2 separate regions of the Homo sapiens genome follow, and region 2 is linked to region 1. The links are chromatin loops, found by intact Hi-C in ENCODE. Cell type or tissue: breast epithelium. All regions are shown on one strand. Links, peaks and the distances in the headings refer to the core of each region. The heading gives the core; the rest is flanking DNA.

The links. Hi-C counts contacts between places; a loop is a spot of excess contacts. Peaks named below come from ENCODE experiments on the same cell type or tissue, not always from the same donor. Only the 100,000 strongest peaks of a DNase experiment are listed, where the experiment ranks them.
Region 2: a loop joins it to region 1, with 15 times the contacts of the local background. A loop is called at or near these places in 1 of 110 quality-filtered maps.

What each region holds. Positions count from the first base shown.
Region 1 is chr6:35,809,735-35,812,234 of GRCh38, forward strand. The region is part of intron 1 of LHFPL5 (LHFPL tetraspan subfamily member 5); the gene reads left to right. Among named protein-coding and RNA genes, the nearest start is that of LHFPL5, 5.6 kb to the left of the region's middle. In breast epithelium, for the core only: no CTCF peak of the experiment used is centred there; no DNase peak of the experiment used is centred there; H3K27ac peaks cover 282 bases.
Region 2 is chr6:35,750,464-35,759,881 of GRCh38, forward strand. No RefSeq gene overlaps it. Among named protein-coding and RNA genes, the nearest start is that of ARMC12, 18 kb to the left of the region's middle. RefSeq lists an enhancer at 4,765-5,354. In breast epithelium, for the core only: no CTCF peak of the experiment used is centred there; no DNase peak of the experiment used is centred there.

The sequences.
Region 1 (2,500 bases), core at 1-2,500:
CTCAGGCGATCTGCCTGCCTCAGCCTCCCAAAGTGCTGGGATTACAGGCGTGAGCCACCGCACCCGGCCTTATTATTGTTTTTAATTGACATAATAATTGTACATATTTATGGGCTACAGTGTGATATTTCGATACATGTATACAAGCTGGGCTTGAAATCCAGGCAGCCTGATCTAATGTTTCCTAGCTTTTCCTACTGAGAAAATGAAGGTAATTAGCATATCCATCACCTCAAACACTTAAAACATTTCTTTGAGTTGGGACGATTTCAAATTTGCTGTTCCAGCTATTTGAAAATATACGATAGATTGCTGTTGGTTATACTCACTCTACAGTGCTAAAGAACACTAGAGCTTACTCCTCCTGTCTAGCTATACTTTTGTATCCATTAACCAACCTTTAGCTGCCCCCGCTCCCCTCTGGGGTCCCTTTTATAAGGGTTCCAATCCCATTCGTGGAGGGCCCTACCCTCATGACCTAATCACCTCCCAAAGGCCCCACCTCCTAACACCATCACACTGGAGGTTAGGATTTCAACACAGGAAATCTGGGAGGAACAAACATTCCACTGTACCCCATCTGTAGAACATAGCAGCAGTACCCACTTCAGGGGGGTTCTGTGAAGATGGGATAATAGAATGCATGTAAAACACCTTGCACATGGTAAGTGCTCAGTACCTGTGAAAAACACAAAAAACAGGCTGGGCATGGTGGCTCAAGCCTGTAATCCCAGCATTTTGGGAGGCCGAGGTGGGTGGATCATGATGTCAGGAGATCGAGACCATCCTGGCTAACACAGTGACACCCCGTGTTACAAAAAAATACAAAAAAATTAGACAGGTGACATAATCCAGGATGCAACTGGGAAAGTCCCAGGCACAGCTGCCCTGTGGGCAGGGGATAATCCCCCCAAAAAATACAAAAAAATACAAAAATAAAAAATTAGCTGGGCTTGGTGGCGGGCGCCTGTAGTCCCAGCTACTTGGGAGGCTGAGGCAGGAGAATGGCGTGAACCCAGGAGGCAGAGCTTGCAGTGAGCCAAGATCGCGCCACTGCACTCCAGCCTGGGCGACAGAGTGAGACTCCGTCTCAAAAAAAAAAAAAAAAAAGAAAGAAAAGAAAAACACAAGAAACAACTATATCAGTGAGCATGAGAAGTGATGCCGTAGTAACAAACCACTCCCAAATCTTGGTGGCTTAGAACAACGGTTTATGTATTTCTTGCTTATGGTCCGTGCCAACCGGGGATCGGTGGGGGCTCCGCTCTCACTGTTGTCTCCTGGGACCCTCGCTAGTGGCATCAGTCACCATCAGCTGTCCTCGCATCAGAGGGAAGGGAACTCTGGGAGGTCTCCCACTGCAGCTAAGTGCTGTGGCCCGGAAATACACACATCTCTGCTCACATGTCATTGGCCAGAGGAAGGCAGATGGCCTCACTTAACCTCAAGAGAGCGGAGCAAGGAAGTACAACCTTGCCTTGCACCTGGAATATTCGTGAGCAGCTCTAATGGCATCCATGTCACTGAGGTGGCTTCTGTCTGACTCCAATGTCAATAATAATAGCAGTGACTAACATTAATTGGCCACTTTCCATGTACAAGACATCATAGTAAGCGTTTTCTGTAAATGATCACACTTAATCCTCACAGTGCTGCTATGAGTCAGATACTTTACAGACAACAGGACGGAAGTCAGAGAGGGTAAGTAACCTGGCCTGAGAACACTGTGCTGGCTTCTGCTTAGAGCCTTGAGATGCCACAACTGGGGCTGACACCCACTGTCCCCAGAACCGTGGGTGGATGGGTAGAGTGCTCGCAGGGGACTGTGGCACCAACACCCTGTTTCCAGGTCAGAGGCCCTGGGCTTTTTTCCGGAGCCCCCACAGGAAGATGGTGCAGGAGGGGAGGGGCCACGGGAGGAAGTGATGGAGAGAATGCAAAGCCTGGAAGGGCAGCTCCTTCCCACCTTCACCTCTGCCCATGAAGCCAGGGGCCCTGCCAGGCACTGGAGGGCTGGACTCACATCAAGTCGGGGAAGGGCTGGCTACGTAGGTTTCACCACGGAGCTGTGGATGGCTCCCTCTCCTCCACCGTGGGTATCTTCCTGAACACTTAGTTTTCACTGAACACGTAGGAAGTCTGAAATGTCACCGCTAATTACATTCAGCCCCTGGGAGAGATGTCATGTTCTGGGGGTGGAGGGAATAAACTTTGAAGTCAGGAAAGTCAGGAATGGAGAACTCAGGCCTTGGCCCTGTCATAGCTGGATGACTGGATGGCTGGTAAGTCACTTGGTTTCTTTGAGCCCTCAGTTTTCTAATCTGTAAAATGAGGATATTAATAGCCAGCCCACTTCACAGAAAGGTGATCACAGTCAAGATGGTACATGAAGTATTTTGTGATCTATAAAGAACTATCTAAATAAGCTTCTCCTAAAAAAGATCAAAGGAAGCGTGATACATTTAGGTGGGGAGGTGGGACCCTGATTTTTCCATTTACT
Region 2 (9,418 bases), core at 3,154-5,653, 56 kb before region 1:
TAGCCAGATGTGGTGGCGGGCACCTGTAATCCCAGCTACTTGGGAAGCTGAGGCAGGAGAATTGCTTGAACCCGGGAGGCAGAGGTTGCGGTGAGCTGAGATCACGCTATTGCACTCCAGCCTCAGAGACAGAGGTGCGAGACTCCATCTCAAAAAAAAAAAGAAATCATCACTGAGAAAACAAAAGATCATCACTGGGGAGGTCCTTGGAGAGTGTTGCCTCCAGCATTTCTCCAGTCTCTTCAGGTTATGGGCACTGGGGAGTCCTAGAGTCCTCTATGAAGCGTGCTGAAAAGTCATTGAAACTTAGCTTTGGAAACCAGAACAATGGTGTGAGTAATATAACACCATAACCATGAAGTTTCCAGAAACAAGAAGACTGTCAAACCAAATATGGTCATCCATTTTCCAATTCCCCATTCATTTGCGTTTCCCAGTTGTTCCTTCATTGTTTTTTTTGTTTTTTTGAGACGGAGTCTCGCTCTGTCGCCAGGCTGGAGTACAGTGGTACAATCTCAGCTCACTGCATCCTCTGCCTCCCGGGTTCAAGCAATTCTCCTGCCTCAGCCTCCCGAGTAGCTGGGACTACAGGAGCGCGCCACAACACCCAGCTAATTTTTTGTATTTTTTAGTAGAGAAGGGGTTTCACCATGTTGGCCAGGATGGTCTCGATCTCCTGACCTCGTGATCCCCCCACCTTGGCCTCCCAAAGTGCTAGGGTTACAGGTGTGAGCCACCACGCCCAGCCCTCATTCACTGTTTTATCTGTGAATCCTTGCTGGGAAACAGTAAGGATTGCTAACGGTTTAAGAAAATGCTACGGGAGAGAAACCTAATGTTGGAGCTATTCCCAGCCTGAGACTGCTCGATCTAGGACAAAGAACCTGGTCCAGCCACGGGCTCCCGGTGTTCTTCAGAAGCAGGATTTGAAAACTAGTCTCGTCCAGGACCAACCCTGGCATTTTCCTGAAAGGAAAACAAACCCAAAATGGAAAAGTGACTTGCTCAAGGTCACATGACTGGTCTAGGGCAGAAATAGGATTAGAACCTCCTACTACTGAGCTTTTCTTTTGCCCTCACATTCTTCGGTCCAAGCCCCGTAAGAGTGGGTCATGGATTCTAAGCCCAAACCTATGGAAACTGAGGAGGATCTTGATGCTTCTGGATTTTAGAGGCCAGTTTAGGACTGAAGTACTTAAAGGAAATCTGTCCCCACTTAATCCCTGGCCCAAGGTCATATCACTCAGGTGGAAGAGGGAGGGTGTTTCTTGATGAGGATGGGCTGATGAGAAAGAGCCAGAGCCTATAGAGAGGCCAACCCCGTCACTGTCTCCCAGAATGAGTGGGCAGTCACTACCAGATCTGAATCAGCATCCCTTGTTTCCCTCCTGAGTTCAGGCCTGAGGCTGCTCCTTCTTGCTGCTGAATACACTGCAGCCACCCCAGTGGAACTTGTCAAATGCCGACGTTTCCTTTCGACCAGCTCCATGTGTGCCCATGTCACCAACAAGGTGTTGGGCATCACTTTCAAATTCTCCTCCCCACCACATCCACCTAGTTCCCCCATTTCCACTGCTACTGCCCTGTCCTCCACATCAGGACTTGCCTACTTCTTTCTTTCTTTCTTTTTTTTTTTTTTTGAGACAGGGTCTCACTCTGTCTCCCAGGCTAAAGTGCAGTGGAGCAAACACAGCTCACTGCAGCCTCGACCTCCCAGGCTCACGTGGTCCTTCCACGTCAGCCTCCTTGGGTAGCTGGGACTACAGGAGTGTGCCACCGCGCCCAGCTAATCTTTTGTATTTTTTTTGTAAAGACGAGGTTTTGCATGTTTCCCAGGCTGGTCTCAAACTCCTGAGCTCAAGCAATCCACCTTCCTCAGCCTCCCAAAGTGTTGGGATTACAGGTGTGAGCCACCACACTGGGCCTGACTTTTCCTCCTCCTGGTTTCCATCCTCTCCAGCCCTACGCACTCCAGGCTAATTTTATAATCACACATGGCACCATTCTCAAAAACCTTCAGGGGCTCCCCATTGCCATGGTGAAATCTTTCTCGGCATCAAAGCAAAGTCACGTGATCTGACAGGTATAAATGTATTCTCAGCAAAAGGTTGAGTTTTGTCCTCAAAGATGTGGTCACTGGACCCCTTTTTTACATGACGAAACCAAATGAATTAGCTTTGCATTCAAGGCTCTTCACAGTGTGATCCTCTTGCCTGCCACAAGCCTACTGTGCCACATCTCTGCTCCAGCCAAACTGGAGCAAACTAGTCATTGCTGCCCTAATCATACCATGTGTACTCTTGCTCCAAACATGTTTTCTTTTTTTTTCTTTAAATTACTATTATAAAGAGAAGATGCCTCCAAACATTTTTTTTTTTTCCTTTTTTTGAGACGGAGTTTTGCTCGTTGCCCAGGTTGGAGTGCAAGGGCGCGATATCTCGGCTCACCGCAACCTCCACCTCCTGGGTTCAAGCGATTCTCCTGCCTCAGTCTCCCAAGTAGCTGGGATTACAGGCATGCGCCACCACCATGCCTGGCTAATTTTGTATTTTTAGTAGAGACGGGGTTTTTCCATGTTGCCCAGGATGGTCTCAAACTCCCGACCTCAGGTGATCTGCCCACCTCGGCCTCCAGAGTGCTGGGATTACAGGCATGAGCCACCGCACCTGGCTTACTTTTGATACAACTTTCCTGCTGCCTAGAATGCTAGAATGGCCTTCCCTCTTCTTCCAACTGGGTTGTGCCTTCTAGTGTCATCAAAGTTGACGTCCCACTGCAGCCTAGATCTTTTTTCAAGCATACTAGCCTCTGGTGCACCCTGCAGCACTTCTCATCTGAACCTCTCACTTGGCATTTGGCAAATTAAAGCTTGAATCTTATATACCTTGTTCTTTTATTCTTTTTTGCAGTAGGACATATGTTTTTTGTTCTTTGTGGTTTTTTTCTTTTGAGATGGAGTCTCACTCTGTCGCCTAGGCTGGAGTGCAGTGGCATGATCTTGGTTCACTGCAACCTCTGCATCCCCAGGTTCAGGAGATTCTCCTGCCTCAGCCTCCTGAGTAACTAGGATTATAGGTGCCCACCACCATGCCCAGCTAATTTTTTTTTTGAGACGGAGTCTTGCTCTATTGTCCAGGCTGGAGTGCAGTGGCACGATCTTGGCTCACTGCAACCTCTGCCTCCCAGGTTCAAGCGATTCTCCTGCCTCAGCCTCCCGAGTAGCTGGGATTATGGACACGCACCATCATGCCTGGCTAAATTTTGTATTTTTAGTAGAGACCAAGTTTCGCCATGTTGGCCAGGCTGGTCTCGAACTCCTGACCTCAAGCGATCTGCCTGCCTCGGCCTCACAAAGTGCTGGGTTTATAGGTTTGAGTCACTGTGCCTGGCCTGCCTGCAGTAGGACATATCTGACTGCTTACCAAAGCCTTGAAGAGCCGGGCGTGGTGGCTCATGCCCTGCACTTTGGGAGGCCGAGACGGGCGGATCACGAGTTCAGGAGATGGAGACCATCCTGGCTAACGTGGTGAAACCCCATCTCTACTAAAAATAAAATACAAAAAATTAGCTGGATGTGGTGGCGGGCGCCTATAGTCCCAAGCTACTCGGGAGGCTGAGGCAGGAGAATGGTGTGAACCCAGTAGGCAGAGCTTGCAGTGAGCGGAGATCGCGCCACTGCATGCCAGCCTGGGCGACAGAGCCAGACACCATCTCAAAAAAAACAAAAACAGAAACAAAAACAAAAAAAACCTTGAAGGAAGAGCCTGCTCAGGGCAGGCACATGATAATGGCAATTGGCTGATGGTAATGAAAGGAATTGGCAGTGGGAAGATCAGATGGGAGTGGTGTATTATCTGCTGCCATGTAACAAATTATGAGAAAACTTGTGTATCAGCTTGGGTCTGATCAAGAGAGAAACCTCACAGTAATTTAACAGGAAATTTTAATATGATTATTAAAACAGGGGATTGGAGTAACAAAGAATTGTTTAGTAAGGAGTTATGAGAACCCTATGGAATAATGAATAGCTGACATGAGGAGCAGCCCCTACCTCCCAAGATACAGCACCCAAGAAAGAGATACCCTCTCCCCACCCAGGGCTGAGATCCAGACCTTGTTGAGTAGAGCACAGCCCACAGCTCACTAGGTGGCAGAAAAGTCACTGTACTGTCATGCCAGTGGAACTTGCCAGAAATATGCCCTCTAGGATGCCAGGGAAAGCTCTTTCCCAAGGAGGTGTGGAACCAGAGACTTTCGACTACAGAACTAACTGAGTGGGGTGTGCAGGGGAAGCTGCTTCCCACTGGGTGCTGCTGGCCTTCATGTGCTGTGGGAGGCGGCACTGGAGTACCTGTGGGTGCTGCAGGAGCCTGATGCGGCAGAAGCCACATGCACGCAGGTGGTATGTGAGGCAGAAGTTGGAGGTATTCTGCTTACACTACAGCCCAAGGTGGACAGTGCCAGGAGAAGCTGCTAGCCACTGGGTGTTGCTGGTTACTCTGGGAACTGGGCACTGAAAGCTGTTTGCAGAGCAGGAGCCTGTCAATCAAGCACACTAGAACCAGGAAGCAAAAACCTCTTCCTCCCAAAATGTCTCTCCAGCTCCCTTCCTCTTAGTCATTTAAATATCAATAAACATATGTTACTTCTCACAGGAATTTGAGAGCATCTTGACTGGGTGGTTCTGGCTCAGTCAAGCTGTGGTTACAGTCACGCTTTTGCCAAGGACTGTTGTTATTTGAAGGCTTGACTGGGGCTGGAGGATCCCCTTCCAAGACAGCGCACTTATGGGACTGACAAGTTGGTGCCAGCTGTTGGCAGGAGGCCTCAGTCTTTCTACACGTGGGCATCTCCACAGGGGTGTTTGAGAGTCTTCATGACATAGCAGCTGGCTTCCCTTATAGTAAATCGTCCAGGAGAGAACAGAGCAGACGCTGCAATGCCTTTTCTGACCTCACCTCAGAAGTCATACACTGTCACTTCTGCCACATTCTATTCATTAGAAGTCAGTCTAGCCCCCATTCAAAGGAAGGCAGTTAGGCTCTACCTATTAAAGGGAAGAATATCAAGGAATGTGTGAGCATTTAAAAACCACTACAGGGACACTGTCAACAAAGACTAATTGGACACCTACTGTGTGCTCAGCAGCTAGATGCATCTGTATCCCCACAGAGACAATCCCTGCCAAGAAGAAGAGAAATTTTATAACCAGTAGTTGACACTCCATCCTTTCCCTCTGTCTTTTTTTCCAGCTGTTTAGCTTGTTTTCTCAACTACAGGCCTCTTTGACCCTCAGGCAATTCTATTTACAAAGAAACATCTCTTCTCATCTTCTCATTTAATTCTAAGGTTTCAGAGAAGAGGAGTGGCTTGAATTGGATCTCCAGAGAGGAGAGAGAAGAGCTCTCCAGGTTGGGATAGTTGGACTTTACAGGAAGGGAAACCAATCAGAGTTTCCCTCTGATGGGATTGTGATGGGGTAGGGTGCTGGTAGATGATTTTGGCCAGGCAGATGGCCAGTTACTTCTCTAACTGATTACCTGAAGGAGATGTATGAGAGACAGACACAAAGGGAACTCCAGCCCCACTGCATGGCTTCCAGTAGGACCTCAACACAGGGTTCTCAAGCAAAACTTGGCTGGAGTCCCCAGGTGTGTCTTAAAACTTAAAGCAGGGGCCGGGTACCTGTAATCCCAGTGCTTTGGGAGGACAGGCAGGGGGATCACTTGAGGCCAGGAGTTCCAGACCAACCTGGGCAACATAGCAAGACCCCCATTTCTTTTCTTTTCTTTTTTTTTTTGAGAAGGAGTTTCACTCTTGTTGCCCAGCCTGGAGTGCAACAGCGCGATCTGGGCTCACCGCAACCTCCGCCTCTCGTGTTCAAGCAATTCTCTTGTGTCTCAGCCTCCTGAGTAGCTGGGATTACAAGCGCCCACCACTACGCCTGGCTAATTTTTGGTATTTTTAGTAGAGACGGGGGTTTCACCATGTTGGCCAGGCTGGTCTCGAACCCCTGACCTGACCTCAGGTGATCCACCTGCCTTGGCCTCCCAAAGTGTTGGGATTACAGGCGTGAGCCACCATGCAAGACCCCCATTTCTTTTTTTGTTTTTTGTTTTTTGTTTTGAGACGGAGTCTCACTCTGTCACCCAGGCTGGAGTGGCACGATCTCGGCTCACTGCAAGCTCTGCCTCCCTGATTTCACGCCATTCTCCTGCCTCAGCCTCCGAGTAGCTGGCACTACAGGCGCCCGCCACAATGCCCAGCTAATTTTTTGTATTTTTAGTAGAGACGGGGTTTCACTGTATTAGCCAGGATGGTCTCGATCTCCTGACCTTGTGATCCGCCCACCTTGGGCTCCCAAAGTGCTGGGATTACAGGCATGAGCCACCACGCCCGGCCGAGATTGGTTTCATTTTTATGAAACAGGAATTTTTTTTATCATCATCAAATACAACCTTTATACATCTCTGATAATAATAAATGGCAAATGTGGTAGGCAGCCTTCTAAAACTATCCCAGTGACCCCCACTTCTTAAATATGTCCTGTTTAATTTGCTGCCCTTGAATCTGAGCTGGACCTAGTAATTTGCTTCTAATCTAGAATATGGCAAAGTGAGAGCATGTTCCTTTTTTCTTTTTTTTTTGAGATGGAGTCTCGCTCTGTCGACCAGGCTGAAGTGCAGTGGCACAATCTCAGCTCACTGCAACCTCCGCCTCCGAGGTTCAAGCAATTCTCCTGCCTCAGCCTCCCAAGTAGCTGGGATTACAGGTGCCTGCCACCATGCCCAGCTAATTTTTTTAAATTTTTAATAGAGACGAGGTTTTGCTATGTTGGCCAGGCTGGTCTCGAACTTCTGATCTCTGGTGATCCGCCTGCATCGGCCTCCCAAAGTGTTGGGATTACAGGCGTGAGCCACTGCGCCCGGGCCGCATGTTACTTTTGAAATTAAATTACAAAAGACTGTGATTCCTCTTGTTCCCATTCTCTCTTGCCCTTTCACATGCTCATGCTGATAAAGGCAGCTGCCAAGTTGTGAGCTTCCTTGTAGACAGGCCTACATGGTAAGGAACCCGGGAAGGACCCAGGCCAACAGACTCTGCAGAGCCAAAGTTGTCAATCCAACAGCTTGTAAGGACCCAAAACCTGCCAACAACCTCTCGAATAAGCCTGGAAGCAAATGCACCCCCCAGTGGAAACTGAAGATGACTGCAACCGCAGCCAGTGTGAGAAACTCAGAGCCAGACTACATGGCTAAGCTGTGATAGATTCCTGACACACAGAAACCATGAGATAAAAAATAATGAGTTAAGCCACTGATATGGTTTGGCTGTGTGTCCCCACCCAAACCTCCTGTCGAACTGTAATTCCCAATGTTGGGGGAGGGACCTGGTGGGAGGTGATTGGATCATGGGGGCAGATCCCCGCTTGCTGTTCTCATGAAAGTGACTGAGTTCTCAATGAGATCCGATGGTTTAAAAGTGTGCGACACTTCCCCCTCTGCTCTCTCTGCCATGGTAAGATGCGCCTGCTTCCCCTTTGCCTTCCGCCATGATTGTAAGTTTCCTGATGCCTCAGCCATGCTTCCTGTACAGGCTGTGGAAGTGTGAATCGACAAACCTCTTTTCTTCATAAATTACCATCTCAGGTAGTTCTTTATAGCAGTGTGAGAACAGACTAATACAGCCACTAAACTTTGGGGGAATTCGTTTATGCAAGAAGGTAATCAATACAACAGGTGATTGTTCCAAGGGTCCAGGCACTGGGTCAGTTCTCTTCTTCCACTCAAGGATGGGAAGAAGAATACTCAATGCTACATTCCAGTGTGAGCCTTTAATGACTGTGACTCCTCCCCACAAGTAACTATGGCCATCTGTGTGTCCTGGAACATGACATGGATTCCTTTGAGAGAAGCAGGAAGGGCATGGAGGGAGCTTCCCCCTCTACAACACCTGCTCCCCCTGAGCCCAAGAATAAACCAAAACCCCAGCCTGGGAGGCCCCCTTTCCTCTCCAATGTCTTCCTTTCCTCAAAATCCCCTTATTGCCCCCGAGTTGCTCAGTCATTGCCACCTTAGAATGTTCTTTCCCATGAGCTGGGCCAAGGAGTCCTACAGTCAAAACTAAGTGATGGCCAGGGACAGTGGCTCATGCCTGTAATCCCAGCACTTTGGGAGGCTGAGGTGGGCAGATTGCTTGAGCTCAGGAGTTTGAGAATAGCCTGGAAACATGGCAAAACCCCACCTCTACCAAAAAAAAAAAAAAAAGAAAAAAGAGAGAAAAATTAGCCAGGCATGATGGCACACGCCTGTAATCCCAGCTACTAGGGAGGCTGAGGTAGGAGGATGGGTTGAGCCAGGAGGTCGAGGCTGCGGTAAGCCATGATTGTGCCACTGCACTCTAGCTGGGGAGACAGAGTGAGATTCTGTCACAAACAAACAAACAAACAAACAAACAAAGTGATGCCTACTTTGGCCGGGCGTTGTGGCTCACGTCTGTAATCCCAGCACTTTGGGAGGCCGAGGCGGGCAGATAACTTGAGGTCAGGAGTTCAAGACCAGCCCGGCCAACATGGGGAAACCCCATCTCTACTAAAAATACAAAAATTAGCCAGGCATGATGGCGCGCATTTGTAGTCCCAGCTACTTGGGGGGCTGAGGCAGGAGAATCACTTGAGCCCAGAGGTTGCAGTGAGCTGAGATCGTTCCACTGCACTCCAGCCTGGGTGACAGAGTGAAACTGTGTCTCAAAAAAAAGCCCAAAAATAAACAACAAAAAAAAGTTTATGTATTTTTTGAGATGCAGTGAGAAGAGGAAATGAAGACAGAGAGAAAGAGAGCTGAGTTCCTGAAGTGGGATTAAATCTCCTGATGTTTCCTTGTTTCTACAGAGAGCACCAGAAGGTCCAGACTATCAGGACAAGCATGAGAATCACAGCTGCTTCTAAGGGAGTGAGCTGATTCCTAAAATTTGACCCATGGGTGGAATCTGGGGGAAGATTCCCCAAGGCCGAAGATACTCCAGGCCACATCACTGGAAAGTGGGGAGGAGGCACTGTGTAATGTATCCTGTCTGCTAACACTGGAAACCATCAAAGCTAACTGCTGAGCATCAGTGACATCCTCTCAGGACACGGTTGGCAAATTTTTGTTGTTTGTAAGAGCTGGAAATGTGGGCCACTGTGTCTGGTACAGCCCTGTCAGTAGGGGTGAGGCAGGATGACAAAGGGAATCTAACTCTTACTGTGGAATCTCTCCATTCGCATATCACCCTGGATACTTGTATTCTGGGGGATGTTGGAGTCAAATATGAGTCTAGGAGACAAAGAGGCCATGGAATAGAGATTTTGTAGTTAAGGAGCATAGAGACAGGACTCTTAGGCATAGGTGGGAGTGTAACTTGTGGAATTAGAAGGCAC